Linked DNA regions of Mus musculus: region 2 is linked to region 1. Evidence: chromatin loops called from intact Hi-C (ENCODE). Cell type or tissue: heart. All regions are shown on one strand. Each heading gives the region's core, and the rest is flanking DNA. Links, peaks and the distances in the headings are about the cores only. Region 1 holds the start of Rsbn1 (rosbin, round spermatid basic protein 1). Region 2 holds the start of Phtf1 (putative homeodomain transcription factor 1).

Region 1 (8,568 bases), core at 3,866-6,365:
ATGACCTAATAAAAGCATTTCAAAATTTGCTTCCAAACAAAATTCTGAACAGGAAGCTTTATTTCTAATAGCCCCAAACTAGACACCAAAGAAATCGTCCAAAAATCACTGTGTATGTGTGTGTGTATATATATATATGTGTATATATATATATATATATATATATATATATACTCTTGCTGAGAATATCCAGTAGTGGAAACGTGAGAGCCGTTACCATATACACCACATGGACAATCTCGGAGACACCAGACACTATGCCCCTCCTTAGAAGTGGGAACAAAACACCCTTGGAAGGAGTTACAGAGACAAAGTTTGGAGCTGAGATGAAAGGATGGACCATGTAGAGACTGCCATATCCAGGGATCCACCCCATAATCAGCATCCAAACACTGACACCATTGCATACACTAGCAAGATTTTATCGAAAGGACCCAGATGTAGCTGTCTCTTGTGAGACTATGCCGGGGCCTAGCAAACACAGAAGTGGATGCTCACATGCTAATGGATGGAACACAGGGCTCCCAATGGAGGAGCTAGAGAAAGTACCCAAGGAGCTAAAGGGATCTGCAACCCTATAGGTGGATCAACATTATGAACTAACCAGTACCCTGGAGCTCTTGACTCTAGCTGCATATGTATCAAAAGATGGCCTAGTCGGCCATCACTGGAAAGAGAGGCCCATTGGACACGCAAACTTTATATGCCCCAGTACAGGGGAACGCCAGGGCCAAAAAGGGGGAGTGGGCGGGTAGGGGAGTGGGGGTGGGTGGGTATGGGGGACTTTTGGTATAGCATTGGAAATGTAAATGAGCTAAATACCTAATAAAAAATGGAAAAAAAAAAAGACTAATGAGCTAGCTTCAAAAGACCCCGAATATACAATATTCTCAAATAACAAAATTATAGAGATAGACTGGTGGTTGTTATTGGGTAGAAACAGAAGAGAGGGTAGGGAGACAGTGCCTAAGGATATGAAGGGAAGTCCATGAGAGATGTTTCTGGAGAGTTTTGTGCCTTGTTTACAATGGTGGTTTCACAAATCTACATATGATAAAATGGCACAGAAACACACACACACACACACACACACACACACACACACACGTCAGTTTTTTCCTGGTGTTGGTATTATACAATAGTTATATAAGATATAACCACTGAAGAAAACTGGAAAAGGAAAAGGGCTTCTCTATGTTATTTTCTGTGAATCTATAATTACTACAAAGTAAATTGAAAGTTCCCAAAAGGGGCTGGTGAGATGGCTCAGTGGGTAAGAGCACCCGACTGCTCTTCCGAAGGTCCGGAGTTCAAATCCCAGCAACCACATGGTGGCTCACAACCATCTGTAACAAGATCTGACTCCACTCTTCTGGAGTGTCTGAAGACAGCTACAGTGTACTTACATATAATAAATAAATAAATCTTTAAAAAAAAAAAAAAAAAAAAGAAAGTTCCCAAAAATCTTAGAATAAGCAAAAGGACAAAATTCCTTTGTAAACAACAATCTACTTTATTAGAGGTGTTTACAGGACCAAGCACAATAATTAATAAATAAATAGATAGACAAATAAAGCAAGCTAGTTTGAACTGCCTCCCATGGGCCAAGCACTATTTTAAATGACTTCCATACACTGCCCCAACAATCCATATAACAACCATATGAATGAAAATACCTCAACCTCATTTTACAAACAGGAAAACTGGGGTTAAAAGGAGATTAATTTTTTATCTTGATCACACAATAAGTACTAGAACCAAAATTTACTTCCAGAGCCATGCCTCCTGAACCTGAAGATAATAAAAATAAACAAACTGTGATTTCTTTTTTTTACAAGTATTGGTCCAACTATTCAAAAAGCTTAAACTAAACAATATTAACACAGTTTATTGTATACAGAAGCTTCAGTGTGGGTCAGATATCCAGACCACTCCCGGACAGGTTTCCTCAAATATACCTGACCAGAGGGCGCAATTTCCCCCAGAATTTATACAGTTTGGGTATACAATCCAATCCTCTCTAAACCAGAAGTGAAAAGTGTTCAAATAGCCTGGTTTTACCCATTTCTCTTCTTCGTGTACTGGCAAAAAGCTGTACAGTCCAATGTAGTAGCCATGAGCTGTATGGAACATGTTGTATGTTACAGTAAGATAAAATTTCAGTTTCTCAGTCACACAGTCACATTACAAATCTTTAAGTGTCACATATGGCTACCATATTCGACAACATAGATATAGAATATTTGCATCATCTGAGAAAATTCTATTCATCAGCATTACAGAATTGGTTTTGATTTTAAAAGAACACGGGGCCTGTACAGTCTTCCGGGGCGCACACTGTGAATTACTACACGTGTCAGCACCACCCTCCCCCATAAAGGGGAACTGAGAGATCTCAGATCATTTCTAGTCAGCTTACTGACTGCCTCTGGAATGAGAATTGTCAAGGCAAAGGAGTGGAGAAAAGGAAGCAAGGGAAAGAAAGCCAAGCAGACTGCCAATAGTGATAAAGCTTTAACTAGCATTTAGGAGTCTCAGCTTTATGCCAAGGACACTAGTATTCTCTCCTACAGCACAAATTTAAAGAAAATGATTATTGAAATGTCCCTGTGGCTGTGTATGGACACACACCAGGGAGTATGAGGAAAAAGGGTAAAAATATAAGCTACTCCAATATGCAATTATTTTGAAAACTGGCATACCAGTCAGTTTGCCACAGTTATACTCCTAAAGATGGTATCTGGATACCACCAAAGAAAAATATAGATGCAGTTCTGTCCAGTGGAAAAGTGAAAACCTATTATTTCACCTAAACATACACACACACACACACACACACACACACACAAACTGGTTAGCATTGTGAGTAAATATATGGGAAAAATCCAAGACACTCGAAATTTTAGAATCAAAGACTAACATGTTAATAACTGGAATTACCCAGTATTCGAACACATTAGTGTGTTAGTATTTACTGATTATGACTATTATAAGTTATAAATATATACAAAGTATAAATATGGCATAACCAAAACCCTGCTTCATTTCTTCCATAAAGAATATAAATACATGCTACAAGTATCTGGCAATAGAAGACACCAATTTTGGCCAACCTAATTCATCTCAAAAGCACTCTTAGTCCTACTTTTTCTATGTGAAAAACCTTTAAAGACTGCTGGAATTGCAGAGATTCTCAAACAGTGCTCTGGCAAAATGAAATGAAACTAGAATCTACATCTGCATCTGCATCCTACTGCACGCTTCCTTCCCTTCAGAGATACGGTTGGTATACTTCCTAGACTCAGAGGGTGATAAAACCTTCCTCGAACCAATCCTAAACCATACTAACAATTAAAAGGGCTAATATTTTTTTTTAAAAAACTATTTTTACTACGTCTAGCTGAAAAATAAACACCGTAAATGATTTTTTTAACCTCGCCGAAGCTAAGGCAACCAGTAGTTGTGTAACCTCTTTAAGAATTCAAACTCAGAGCCCAGAGTCAAACCTGTAAATATGCTGGTGCCAGGAATGAGAAAAACTAAAGATTTCCAAGCAAGAGAACAAGAAGGGACTTTCAGTGACAAGCCTTTACTTCAGAAAGGGAGGTTTTAGTACCCCACCTACTAATCCGATGCCAAGCACTGCGCGGCGCGGAAACCCTGCCGAATTTGAAAATAAATGTTGCAAAGGCTCCGGGGGAACTGCAAACAGGGATGGAAACTGACAGCTCGGCCTCAGAGAGAAGCCTCAAGTAGGTCAAACTGTGGCAACCGCCTGCAATCCCGAGTCCACTCCAGTGGGCTCAGGGGAGTAGAGCGGCGTCTTTCAGTCCTAAAGGGGCGGGATATGGGCACTGAGACCTACAGCCCGAGCCCCAGCGGTTCGCCTGCTCTCACCTCTCTTGGGGGCCTTGATCAGAGGCACCCCTCCGCTCCTTTCGCCGTTTTCCTGCTTGTCCTTGTGCTTGAGATCGCCCGGAACGCAGGCGCCGGGGTCACCATCGGAGCCGCGGTGGTGATGGTGCTTGTGCCGCTCCTTGTGGCCCTTATGCTTGGGCCCGGCCGCGCTCACCGTCAGAGGCGAGAAGGTGAAGAGGGCCGAGGTGCCCGGGGCCGGGAGCGGGGCAGCGACAGTGGGCCCGGCGGGTGCCAGCGACGGTGGCGGCGGAGGCGGCAGGAGCAGAGGTTCAACAGGGCCCGGGACGGTTGGGGCGGCATTCGTTGGAGGCAGCGGCCCGGGATGTTGGCGGCTACGACGCCGCCGATGAGGGGGAGCGAGAGGGGGGTCCTGGCTCGGCCGCCCCCGCTTCTCCTGAGAACCCCCGCTGCTCGCCCGGCGCTGCCGCTTCACTCCCCGCGGCGAAACCCCAACATGGGGTTTCTCCTTCCCTTCTTTGTCCGGCTCCTCCTGCGCCGCCACCGCCCGTACTACGCGAACCGCTCCGACCTGCGCAGCCATTTCACCCACAAACACACATTTAAATGGCCCGACCGCCCCCCCGTCCGCGGTTCGCGCAAGCGCTGCCCGCGCATGGCCCGCTGGGCATTGGAGTCTCTCCCCCACCCTCCACTGATCGGTCGTTCTCGTAGACCTGAACATGCCGGAAACGGCAGTTCCGACACCTCTCCGCAGACCTCGCCAACCGAGCTTCTATTGTAAAGCACCCTGGACGCGCAAGGCCTTGCGGGAGTTGTAGTTCCACCGCCCTTCGCGTTCTTCCCCCTCCCCCTCCGCCCCCACTTTGCTCTCTGAGTGGAGGAGCGGAGGGGAGCGTGCGCCTAGGCACGCTTCGGGGTGCCACGCAACTGCCGCCCTCCGGCGAGTTGCCGCCAACCGCCCTAACCGCCCAAACAATGTTAATAGCTTTCAGAGTCTCGCCGTGTGTTCAGGCGCTCCACTTCCAGTGTTCCTCCTTCATCTTGCCCGGAGGTGGTCTCCATAGTGACTTTTCAATTTCGTATTTCTCCCCATAGCCTTTGTGAGGTAAAAGAATCTCCAGTTTACCCTTGACAAACCAGGAGGAAAAGAATTTCGGAATATGTAAAACGACGGTTTCGCTGTAGAACATTGTAAAGCTGCTATTCAGAAAAGAAAAAAAAAATTTTTTTGAAGCATTTCCTATAGCACTGCTGTGGCGACCGCTGCAGGCTCAAGGCAGGTGCAAATGTTGCCTTAGGCGTTCCCTGAGCGCAGCTCCGCCTTGCCAGAGTCACTTTTCCCTCCAATTCTTGGAAAGGTAGAATCCAGCATTTTTGTTGAACATACAGCTATAGTTAACAACAAAAAAAAATGTCTCGATAGAAATTTTTAATTTTTTTTCAACCCATACATATAAATTTGCAAATGTGAAAAGCGCTGTCAACCTGACACTGTTCGCCAGGAGATGGTGTTTACTCAGAAATCCGTTTTGAGTTTCATTACTTTAGCTTTTTACCTAGAATTGCATTTAAGTCCTTGAGAAAGCTATTTGGAAATAACCGACTACAATGATGTACTAGGCATATAAAAGACACTGTGGTTTAACACCACTAGTTCCCAGAGAAGTAACTTAGGCTGAGTGAACTTCTGTAATAAAAGTTATCGTTTAAAATAGAGAAGTTCTTGAACACCTACTGGGTATACATTGTACTACAATAAACAAGTAACAATACAGGTCAATTTGCCCTAGCATTTGGGTTTCCCAACAAAAAGTATTAAAGCGCAAATAATACTGTTGCTAGGCTGTATTTTCATAAGTAAAAATATTAAACTGATAGGGAAAGTAAAGCCAACCCTTTACAATAATAAAGAGCCATTAAATTATTTACTGTATAAAACTAGATTTGAAATATAATTTACTTAGAAGAATCCATAGTCATATAGAAATACATTTTCAAATCACCAGTACCTTTAAATGGTTGTGAACATAAATTCGTTTTATGTGGACACGTTTATCTATAGGGCCTTTTCTATGAAGAACACACTATCAAAAAAGAAAGTTAAAGTGCTAACAAAAAGTAACCGCTGTTGATTTTTTTTTCTTGAATTGGTAAGTGAATAACTGGGTAAACATACATACAGTTGGACACCTCATAGCAATACAGAAGTGATCACTGCCGTTATTTGTACATCATCTTTCCTTCTTTTACGCAACAATTGGGGAAATTGAGGAGATACACTCCGTTTAGACATTTAGTCATTTTCACAAGCAGTACTGCAAGCACAAAGGAAGGAGTGCTTTGTTTTCTAACTAAAACCTTTAGTCAGTCGTGATGGAGCACGCTTGCAATAGCAGCGGTCTGCAGCTTGGAGAAGGATCAATAGTTTGAGGCCAGCCTAGGGCTGCATAGCAAAATCTATTTTTTAAAGTTATTTTTAATATTAAGGCAGTGTATAAATTTAGTTGAAGGGTCGGAGAGACAACTCAGATGGTGAATTAAGTGCGTTTAACTACTTTTGCAGAGGACCCTGGTTTAGAACCCACGTAGCAAGTCACAACCTGTTATTCCAATTCAAGGGATTTGGTTCTCTCTTCTGGCCTCGATGGGCACTACACACAGGTGCTGTACATACATGCAGGCAAAAACACTTGTATACATAAAAATATTTTAAAGAGAACGTTATGATCAAATTCTTACAATTCTATTGAAATTAATGTTTATGCTGGACTTGTGTGCTTGTTACCACAGCCCTCCAAAGGCTATGGAGGAGGAGACATCATCTCAAAATAAAAATTTATATTTAAAGAAAATTCATATATAGAAAGAAAGTAAAATATAATAACTTTCAAACGTGAAAAGTAAATACACTTTGAAGCATAAACTGAAGTACAAACTTTATTGGCAGTTCCCAGTGAAATATAAGGAATATGAAAATACAAGTTTGCTGGAAGTTTGTCACATATTGCTTTCCTTTTCAAGACTATTGACAAAATATATCCTCATTACTGATATTATTATTATAGCAGTATTCAAGTAGCTTTATCTGCAGGTACAATTTTAACAAATATTCTTATAAATCCAGAGGTGCGTTACATATTCCAAGCTGATGGCGGGTTCCTTGGTCCTTTGGGTTTTGAAAAACGATTTCCGAAACCTGAGGACAAAAATAAAACTGAATGAAGATGGGTATTTTTATACACAGAAATTAATACTTGAATTTTAGAGTATAACATTAAAATTTTAAGCACCCTTTTTGATCAATTTAGTAATAGATTGTGGAGGCATTTTAGTAATTAAAGTTTAAATGAAAATTGAATATTTTTGTTGTACTGGGGATCAAACTATGGGCCTTGCATAGGCTAGGCAAGTGTTCTGCCACTGGAGCACACCTCCAACCCAAATACTACTAATATTTAAACTTAGCGCATTTACAGATTAACTAATAGTACTAACTATATGAAGAACCCTGGTTATAGTAGCCTGTAATAATTAAATATATAATACCATTTATCTGTTTTATTCACCCACTGATCACAAAACAAATTTCACTTTTATAAAATTAAGTGTGGCATTATTAAATCTAGTTCTGTATCTATGCAGCCACAGAAACTCCTGAGTTTACTAAAACATTAAGTTTCAAAACTTATAAAATATAAGATAATCCTGAGAAGAAGAGGTTCTAAGTGAGTTATAATTACTTTTCTTCCTGAAATGCACCTTCCTTGCCTCCACAATGAAGAACATGAAAATCTTTCATATAAAATAAAAGCTATTACTGGGTGCTTTCAAAAAGAATTTCGTGATGAGGACATTTATTCTTTGTCACTAGCGATGTAGGTCTTGACTGTGGTAGATTCTCAAAGCATCTTAGCAACTTTGGTGCCTTAAATTTAAAACCGAAGGGTTTGAAAGAGGGAGAACAGAAGATGAAAAACTCAAAGATCTTTCTGGTACTTGAATTTCATCACCTTCCCTAGTAACTACTGATGTTTACAAGTCTAAAACCAAAACTACAGTAGGCCAGGAATGGTACCAACTACTTCTAATCCAAGCACACAGGAAGTTAAGCCAGGAGGACCACAAGTTCAAGGCCAGCCTGGCAAGTTCTGCAAGATTCTCATGCATAGATACACATATACTCATACATACAAACACACAGACACAGAAACACACAGACACACAAACACACACACCTATATGCCAGAGCTGGAATAAACCCCTCATATTTATTAACTAGTAATTTTAAATGTTGGTGGAGGTGTACAGAGCCTAGCTCATGTAAACCTTACTCTTTTGATGATAAAGAGAAGGAAAATATTCAGATGAGGTAGTTACACATCACCATCATCTCCTCAATACAGGCGCCTTTACTATAGCCCATGCACTGCGCAGAGGGGTGAGGACTTGCTGTGTCCTCAGTGAGAACTACAGCTTCAAATACCTATATCTGATCTGAGTCACTAGCTAATTCGTAATACTTTAAAACAGCTGTACACTACAGGTTTCCGAATATAGGTCAATTCAGCAAAAAGAAACCTGAACCATATGCTTTTTTTCCCCTCAACTTAGGGGGTGGGGGCATTTATGACATAGCCCTGAACTTATGATCCTCCTGTCTCACCCTTGCATGTGGTAGGATTACAGGTG
Region 2 (8,568 bases), core at 3,761-6,260, 54 kb before region 1:
CAACTTTCAGTTTTCCATGCCAACCAACAGTTTCTGAATTCTCAGTTCTGTATATCTTTGCTTAGCAGAGTTGGTCTCTTTAATTCAGCTATTCTACTAGGGGGTGCAGTGGATTCTCTTGTGATTTTAATATGTACTTCCCTGATAACCAATGTAAAGCCTCTGTTCGTGTGCCCAACAGATTTATTTAGTCTTTGCAACCATTATTTCAGCTGGGTTTTTTCTTAGTTCTTTGTATACATGATTTGTAAATATTTTCATATCTTCCAAAAACGTAGCTTTGCCCCCTCCCTCATCTGTTGAGGTGGGGGGTCTTACTGTGTTGTCCACACTGGCCTCTAACTCATAGGCATAAGTCATTCTCCTGCCTCCCAAGTAGCTGTGATTCAAACAATAGATGTGTGTGACTGCATTCTTCCTTTCATTAAATGATATGAATTTTTGTCAAGTCCAGTGGGTCGTTTTTCTTTATTCCTATGCTTGAGTACATCCCCAGATGTCTTTCTCACCAATTTTCCAATTGTGATCTTTCCAAGTCCCTGACCATCCAGCCAATCCATTGGCTACAGCCCATGAGTCGGTGAATAATCGTACATCTGGCAATTTCTTCTTGCAAACAAACTGTAATACCATGTGTACTGCCCGAAGTTCTGCCCACTGTGAAGATTTCCCTTCACCTGTGTCTTTCAAGGTTGTCCCAGAAAGGGGTTGTAATGCTGCAGCTGTCCACTTCCGGGTGGTGCCTGCATAACGTGCAGAGCCATCAGTAAACCAGGCTCTAGTCTTCTCCTCTTCGGTCAGTTGATCATAGGGAACACCCCATGAGGCTATAGGCACATGCTTGGCAGCAGATGGCATTGTAACAGGAGTAGAAACCATAGGCATTTGAGCAACTTCTTCATGTAACTTGCTTGTGCCTTCAGGACCTGCTCTGGCCCGATCACGTATATACCACTTCCATTTGATAATAGACTGCTGCTGTGCGCGTCCCACTTTATGACTTGCAGGGTCTGATAGTACCCAGCTCATGATGGGTAGTTCAGGTCGCATAGTAACTTGGTGTCCTACTTCTGTTAAGGCTCTGCCCCTCGTGTTCAACATCTACTAAAATGTCTTAAACACGGCAATTCAGTAAGAGTTTACCAAAGAGCTCTTACCATTTTTTCCATCCAAGATTAATGTATCATTTTTAAAGTTGTTTTAAGTTTTAGATTTTTTTATGTGTCAAAAGAGGGTGTCAGGTTAGATTATCTTATGTATTATGAGTGTTTTGACTGCATGTATGTACATGTACCATGTGAATACTTCCATGCCCACAGAGGTCCAAAGAGGTTGTCAGATTCCCCTGGAACTAGAGTTACAGATGGTTGTGAGCTACCATGTGGGTGCTGGGAACAGAACCCAGACCTCTGGAAGGGCAGCTAGGTGCTCTTAACAACCTCTCCAATATCCTTTAAACATCCCAAACTATATTTTTATAAACATACTTGAAATTTTTTTTAACATTTCATTTATTATTTTTGTTTGTTTAATCAAACTATATCTTTTTGAAAAAAAAATCTTAGTTTTCTCCCACTACCCTGAACATGAAGGCAGAAATGCCTATTTTTTTCAGGACATTCTAAAAAAAATTTAAGGTCTATTTTTTCATACAATATATTTTTTACCATATTCTTTCCTCTCCCCCAACTCTTCCCAAATTCTATCCCACCTACCCAACTTCCTGTGCTTCCTCTAAAAAACAAACGCAAACCACACACATGCAAAAAACACAAGACTGTTTTCCGTTGGCCCCACTATTCCAGTGCTTGAGACCTGCCCTGCAGTTTCCCAACAGTTTTAATATTTGCTACTCATATGACACAGTAGCTGGGACACTGCCACTAAATAAAGCAATACTCTTTAAGGAGCTGTTAGTTAATGACCCTAACAGAGAACAATGGCAGGATCAACTCTGTGGAGCAACACCAAGAGAAGCAAGATGCTCCCAGAGCAGATACAGGTAAGAATGCCTGCCCTTGAGCCCCAGGCATGCACAAGGTTAACAAGGAGCTCAGATAGGGTGCACTAAAAGGCATGTGTTAAGAGGCATGGAAATAAGAGGTGAGAACCTCTAAATAGGAGGGTTCTTATTCTGCAGCAGGAAGAAAAATCCTTTTAAACCTGGACAAAACACATGGATCTTTAGGGATCACAAGGTTAGAGGTCACAAAACAATATCAAATTCCCAGTCCAGCCATTTCTATTACACTATTGATATGGCTTAGCAGCTCACAGAACAGACAAGACAGTTACAAAATGAAATTTGGAGGGGTTATTCATCTGAACCCCATCCTCAGTTAATGAAAGGGAGGACACTAGGAAATTGTGAAGTTAGTTGTGTCTGTTTAGCTCAAACCACCTTTTATGTGACTGGCTTATAAAGAAATATACCCTGAGAAATGGTTAATATATCCCACCAGAGACATTTAGAGGTCTAGTCTGATCAGTGTAACTTAGAGAAGTAAAACACTTTTAGGTTGTACTTACCCATGTTTTTAAAGTGTTGGTAAAGGTCTGCACCAAATCTTTTCAAAGTCCTAATCCAAGAATGTACTGGCATTTAGAAACGATTTCCAAGGAAGAGATCCTAAATCTAGACTTACGTTCTTTTCTTTGGGCTTTTCCTCAAGGCAACTCAGCAACTATTCAATGACTAATTTGTACAGACACCAGTGTTTCTCTTTCCCATATGATGACTTAGATACTAAAACTTAATCTTCACCTCTACTATTACAAATCAACCAACTGGCATTCCAAATTACACAGCAGTTTTCAGTTATTTGGTGAACATGAAGAAACTGAAAGTGGTGCTCAATCCTAAGGGAACTTACCCTTAGGTAACCTAAAAGACCAAGACGTGCCTCTAAACCAGGAGTTAAACATATATACTATATACATATGTGTCTGTGTGTGTATATATACACATATACATACATATATGTGTGTGTGTGTGTGTATGTATGTATTTATGGGGGGCAAAGACTAGATGTAGGCCAAATATAAATTTTATTTGGCTTGCATAGTATAGTGTTGATAATGATTATGAGGAGGAGGAGAAAGAGGACAAAGAAGACAGAGAAGAAAAAGAAGAAAAAGAAGAAGAGAGGAAGAAGATTACTACCCCCTTATAAATGTGGATATTTCTTTTGTTAAATGTGTTTATTTTCAGCCTCTCTCCAATAAAAGACTAGCAAACTGGATCTGAACTGTCATATGGTAAAAAGCTGACCAGAAATAAGAAGCCACTCTTCAATTTCCCTGGGACATTTGCTGCTGAGGCCACATATCGACTGTCCTCTATCATTACCCATGCGCTGCCGGCTTCCTTGTAAGACTCGGAGGGTAAAAGAATGCATACTTGGTGGATAAATGCAAGTGTGATCCTCTCTTCTCTTTAAAGCAGTAACAAAGCTAGAATCAAAGAAATCAATTTACCTTAATCTGAGTCTGTTCGATTGACTTTTCCCATATCTGCTGATCATATGCTCCAATCTGAAACAAGGAGCAGGCTATTTAAATGATGCAAAGGCAATCTTTGTATCTAAGTCAAACCTCACAAGGCCATGAATCTATTAAATATGGTATCTGGAAAGTGGGTTTCTTACATATTAAGTTCATATTCCCCAGGGATGTTTTAAAAAAAAAGAAAGAAAAAAAAAAAAAGGCTGAATCTAAAAAGTGAAAAAAGCAACCCTCCAAATATTTTACACTAAAGATCACCTAAAATTCCACTCCCTGAAGAAAGCATCAATGGGAATCAGAGAGGAAGAAAAGGTAAGGAGCAGCTCAATCAGACGATAGTAACAATCTGAGCCATGCAGATAAGGATTTCATTCTTGTCTTTATAAAAAAAAAAAAAAATTAAAAGACTGATAATTTGCAAAAGCAAAGCATTGTAGTAGTTCGTGTATGCTGCCTTGAGAAAGGTGACTTACAGCTCACTTCCTAGAACCTAAAACTGTGTTTATAATGACTTTGCACATCATTTTTTATAATTATGTTGAGATGTTATATAAGAACATGTGATATTACCAAACTTAAGGAAAGTTAACAATATTCTTTAAGGGAGTTTTTTGCAGGGAGTATGGTTTACAAACAAAAACTACTGTTGTTACCTTCTTCTGATACCATGATATAGCATCTCTCTCATTTGAGGCCATCTGTGTCTCCAGCCAGAGAAATGGGATCTCACTGAAAACGAAGGAAATATCTCGGTAAGTCCAGTTGTTTCAGGTCATTGTCCCGTTTGGGGGTATGGCTTAAAATCTGCTTCTCTCAGTCTCTCCATTAGCTAGCTGCTCTTACTCAGGGTGTTCGCCAGAAAGAGGTGGGGGGAGGGGGAAATAGGCGAAACAGCATCCGAGAAGCCTCTGCACCACCCAGCACAAGAATGGATGCGGGGACAGCAAGTACCCGAGCTGGCCTCCCGCGCCCTCTGCCTCCCCGCGGCCGGCTCACCTGGTGCCCGCTGCCAGGCAGGCTGCCGGCCGGGCCCCCGCTGCTCAGTGACCCCCGCCGGACCGAGAGGCCGGGGGCGAGGCGGCGGGCCCGGCAGGCCGCATCTTCCCCCAGAGGCCCGGCCGTCCGCCTGGCCGTTACCATGGAGACCGCGGCGGCCAGCCCTGCCCCGGAGGCAGCCCAGCGTCCTGCGCCGGGAGGAGCGCAGCCTGCAGCCACAGACGCCCGACCTAGGCGGCCACAGAACAGGCCATGGGAGAAGCCAGGAGCCAACTGGGGAATGAGCAGAAGGAAGCGGGAAGGGTGCCTTCGCCAGCCACCTCGGCACCCGCAAGGGCTGGGTGCCCGGCTGGAAGCCAGCAGACGGCCCCGGGCCGGAGCAACGGCGCGCGTCCTCCGTGAGGGACGGGCCGCAGCTCCACAAGCTCTCGATGCGATCGGCCGCTTCCGCCTTCCGGCTCCGCCCCCGGCCGCCTTCCCGCCGCTCTGGCTGCCCGGAGGAAGAAGCCGACAGCCGCCTCGCGTGTAACCCTCGACGCTTAACGGAAAGTCACCTCAGAAACGACCCTCCCAGTACCCGTCGGTCCCCGGGAGGCTGGTCCCGATGTTCCAGAGGTTCCTGTGCGGGTCTGTAGCATTTAGCGTGGTGTTTACTTCATGTCCTTGTCTCCTTTGGGGGGACGAGACTAGTGCAGGGCACGAGCCTTCGCTCGAGTTCTCCGTTCTTGTTGGATGGACAAATGTTGGTGAATTTGCGCGGCCTGGAACGCGGACAGGCTGCCTGTGGCCCAGTGGTTCCTCCTTCGGCTCTCGGCAGCTCTGGGACAAAGGCTTTCTGCTGCCCACACAACACTAAGGGGATGCACAGGGCTCGGACTGCACTGGGACTTCCCCCAAATCGGAGAAAATGGCTGTTTATAGTGATTTAAAGAGAGGTCCAGAGAAAGGGCAACTGCACTCTAATGTAAATATAAATATGTATACCCACAGGGTTTCTAAGCTGTTCTTGTCTCTACACATTTGTGTGCACCTTAGTGGTTTGTTTCCAGGGGCCACTGTCTTGAACTTATTAAAAGCTAAGTCCTTTCTTGCCCTAGGCACTAAGCATTTAGTTGATGTAAGGCTAAAAATGGGTAATAGTTACCACTTAGGCAGTCTCCAGCCATTAAAACAGCATCAAATGAAAGTTATCCATACTGTGAAACGACTAAAATGTTAACACCCATAGGAATTATTTTTAAAAATTGCCTCACCCATTGGCAGTGATCCCCACTGTATACCCCTTAACTGTTCAGGGTTAAATAAAAAGCTGTTGAGCCTTAACAGCCCCTTCAGTGCTGCTGGACAGTGGAGCTCAAGGCAACAACCAACTCATTTTGGTAAATGACCTCAAAAAATTACTGTTAAGACCTAAATTTAACACTAATAACAAAAGCATTTGGCTTCATTGCCAAACACACGAGAGGTTTTCTGGGCTGTGGCTGTACTTTGAGGAATAGAATTGGTGGTACAGCTGCAAATTATTTTTCAGGAACCCTGGTAAAAATTTTCAGTGTTTTATTAGGATGCTGCTGTGTAAGGCCAAGCTTTGAACCCCCCAAAAAACATTCAGGCCCCAGCTCCCAGTAATGAACTGTCATTTTAGGAAATTGACTTAACAAGTCTGTTTTCTCACCAGTGTTGTGGAGATAATTAACCCCCTCCTATCTATGAGAACTGATGAAATACTGAGACCCTTCTAAGACCTAAATGCTGTCAGGACAGGCACTTCAACTACAGAGTTCACACAAAACTTAATGAGGAAAGGGATTCTCTTGTCTCCCATACTCCATCCACATCTGAAAAGTAAGCATCTTCATTATTATGCCATGCATCGTCACAAGCCTACGGCTGCTCTAAATGCAGGTAACCAATTTTAAGCAGCAATAAGGACAACTATCACAAATAAAAGCTTCATTTTTCTTCAAAACTAGTTGTACCTCAGTCTGGGTATCTCTGACTTTTTCTTTGGCAAAGAAAAGTCCATGATTTTCTTCTAAAGCTTAAAACTAAAATGGCAAAAAGAAGGTGAGTAGATGGATGCATGTGTGTGTGGAGAAGACTAGTACTCGACAAACAGGGTGCCAGCAATGACAACTCCCATGTGCTATTCATTTTGAAACATCAGTAAAGGACAAATCAGACTTTGTTTATTAAAAAAATACTTTACAGGAAAAAAAAGAAACCTATGCATTCCATTGTCCTACTTTACAAAGAAATAGCTTAACAATTTAACACACTCAGACAGCTACAAAAAAGCACTGTGTTAAAAGAATTATTATTCACACAAATTTGAGATTTAAGACTATCCATTAAAAACCTTTTAAAACACTTGTTAATGTCAATAAACAAACTAAGGCCACACAAACGCAAATAGTCCGCCAGGCAAATTAAACATTTCATCTATATGCAAAGACCTCTTAGATAAATTAAAGCCACAGGAAAAAAAGTCTTAGCTGCCAATCAAAATGAAGTTTAGTCACAGAAAACACTATTACATGAAAATTTACAACGTGTGATAGTATTACATAAGTATTTCTTTAGAGAGAATTGAAAAGTGCTATATTTTAAGAGACGGTGGTCTCAACTACATGCACAAGTGGATCCTAAAAAATGTATGGAGATTTTTTAAATGGAAGGCCATAATGTTTATGGATACTTGCTTTTAAAGCAACAGACTTCCAGGACGAGGATAAGTCCTTTATGCACTTAAGAAAAACACTGGTGATGTGTATCTCCTCTACTTGCATGACCAGTAAATACGGCTACAGACTGTCTTGAAACATGAAACTTAGCACAAATGTGAGCCTCTGGCATGTGCTACTGAAAGGATGAAACAGATTTATTAGAAAAACACAAACTCAGTAATCCTAATTATCTTTAATAGATGCAAATAAATTTAAAAGGCAAATACAGATGAAAATATAATGGGCTAATATTAATGATAAAGGATATATTCACTAGGAACATATTTTCGTGGATTTTGGAGTCTTGTTCCTATATTAACTTTCCTTCTAGACAATATTTATACAGGGGAAAAAAAGCACTAAGCAAAAGTTTCTCAAGTCATTAGGTGAGATCTTTATGCCTGTTAAGACTGATATATCATTTCCTAAAGTTTAGCAAATTATTTAAAATAAGCTCTTTTCCCCATACAAGAGCTTGTAGTATTTGTGAACTAATAGTCCGACTGTTTCTGAGGGCGCAGGGCACTTTCCAAAAGTCTTAGAGTAAAAATCATGTAAAACTGTAAGTACTGAATAAGCAAAGTACAATTAAGACTAAGAATTCATTTCTCAAGAGTTAAACTTTGGAAGAGGGAACCAATATAAAGGTTATTATTATTGCTTTATGAATTTGGGACATCTCTCAGAATCGTAACCCTAACTCTTATCCTATCTTGATAATTATAGAATGACCTCTGGGACAGGGGAAGACTTATTCTTTTTAATGGTTACCATAAAATCATTCTATTTGCTGTTAGGAATATTTAATTTACTAGGTTCTTTCGATTAGCATATTTTAAAAATATCCCTCTGATCCATAAACTACTAAAACTTATAGCCACATTCTGCAAGTAATCTCAAGGGCTGGCACAATAGATAACATACCAGAAAGGAAGATCAGCTTCAATTTCAGTTACAACTTCACTGCCATCGCTATTTTACAAATCAGAGGATACCAGACCATGCCTCACTCCACCAACCAAATAGTTTAATGATTTAGAAAACTTGCGATCATTTGTATCACTCAACTAGGACACAGTTTTGAAAGCAGCAGGAAACTCGAAGCTTCTGCTTTTATATTCATCAGTCTTTAAAGCATGCTATCAAAATCTAATACTCACGTAGGACATTCAGGATTTCCAGGTACATTACTAGCTAAATGTGTCTTTCCATTCTATTGCAATCTAATATACAATGACTTCATTAGTACATGATTTTCAACATTTTTATATTCTTTTAATATGTTTATACTGGAAGTGAGGGTAGAATGCTTTGTAAAAGGAAAATGGAGATTTGCGTTTGA

The links. Hi-C counts contacts between places; a loop is a spot of excess contacts. Peaks named below come from ENCODE experiments on the same cell type or tissue, not always from the same donor. Only the 100,000 strongest peaks of a DNase experiment are listed, where the experiment ranks them.
Region 2: a loop joins it to region 1, with 6 times the contacts of the local background. A loop is called at or near these places in 20 of 42 quality-filtered maps.

Annotation. Positions count from the first base shown.
Region 1 is chr3:103,910,483-103,919,050 of GRCm38, reverse strand. Rsbn1 (rosbin, round spermatid basic protein 1) reads right to left here and starts at 4,931. Exons shown (of 8, transcript NM_001356556.1): 1 at 3,898-4,931. The coding sequence starts at 4,600. It overlaps Ptpn22 (protein tyrosine phosphatase, non-receptor type 22 (lymphoid)), which reads right to left. Exons shown (of 21, transcript NM_008979.2): 21 at 6,799-7,075. The coding sequence ends at 7,011. In heart, for the core only: a CTCF peak has its summit at 4,839; DNase peaks (open chromatin) are centred at 3,890 and 4,620; H3K4me3 peaks cover 1,793 bases; H3K27ac peaks cover 1,935 bases.
Region 2 is chr3:103,964,720-103,973,287 of GRCm38, reverse strand. Phtf1 (putative homeodomain transcription factor 1) reads right to left here and starts at 5,030. Exons shown (of 19, transcript NM_013629.2): 1 at 4,501-5,030; 2 at 4,158-4,233; 3 at 3,478-3,534. The coding sequence starts at 4,202. It overlaps Phtf1os (putative homeodomain transcription factor 1, opposite strand), which reads left to right and starts at 4,972. Exons shown (of 1, transcript NR_030676.1): 1 at 4,972-8,568. It overlaps Rsbn1 (rosbin, round spermatid basic protein 1), which reads right to left. Exons shown (of 8, transcript NM_001356556.1): 8 at 6,652-8,568. In heart, for the core only: no CTCF peak of the experiment used is centred there; DNase peaks (open chromatin) are centred at 4,827 and 4,917; H3K4me3 peaks cover 2,119 bases; H3K27ac peaks cover 2,097 bases.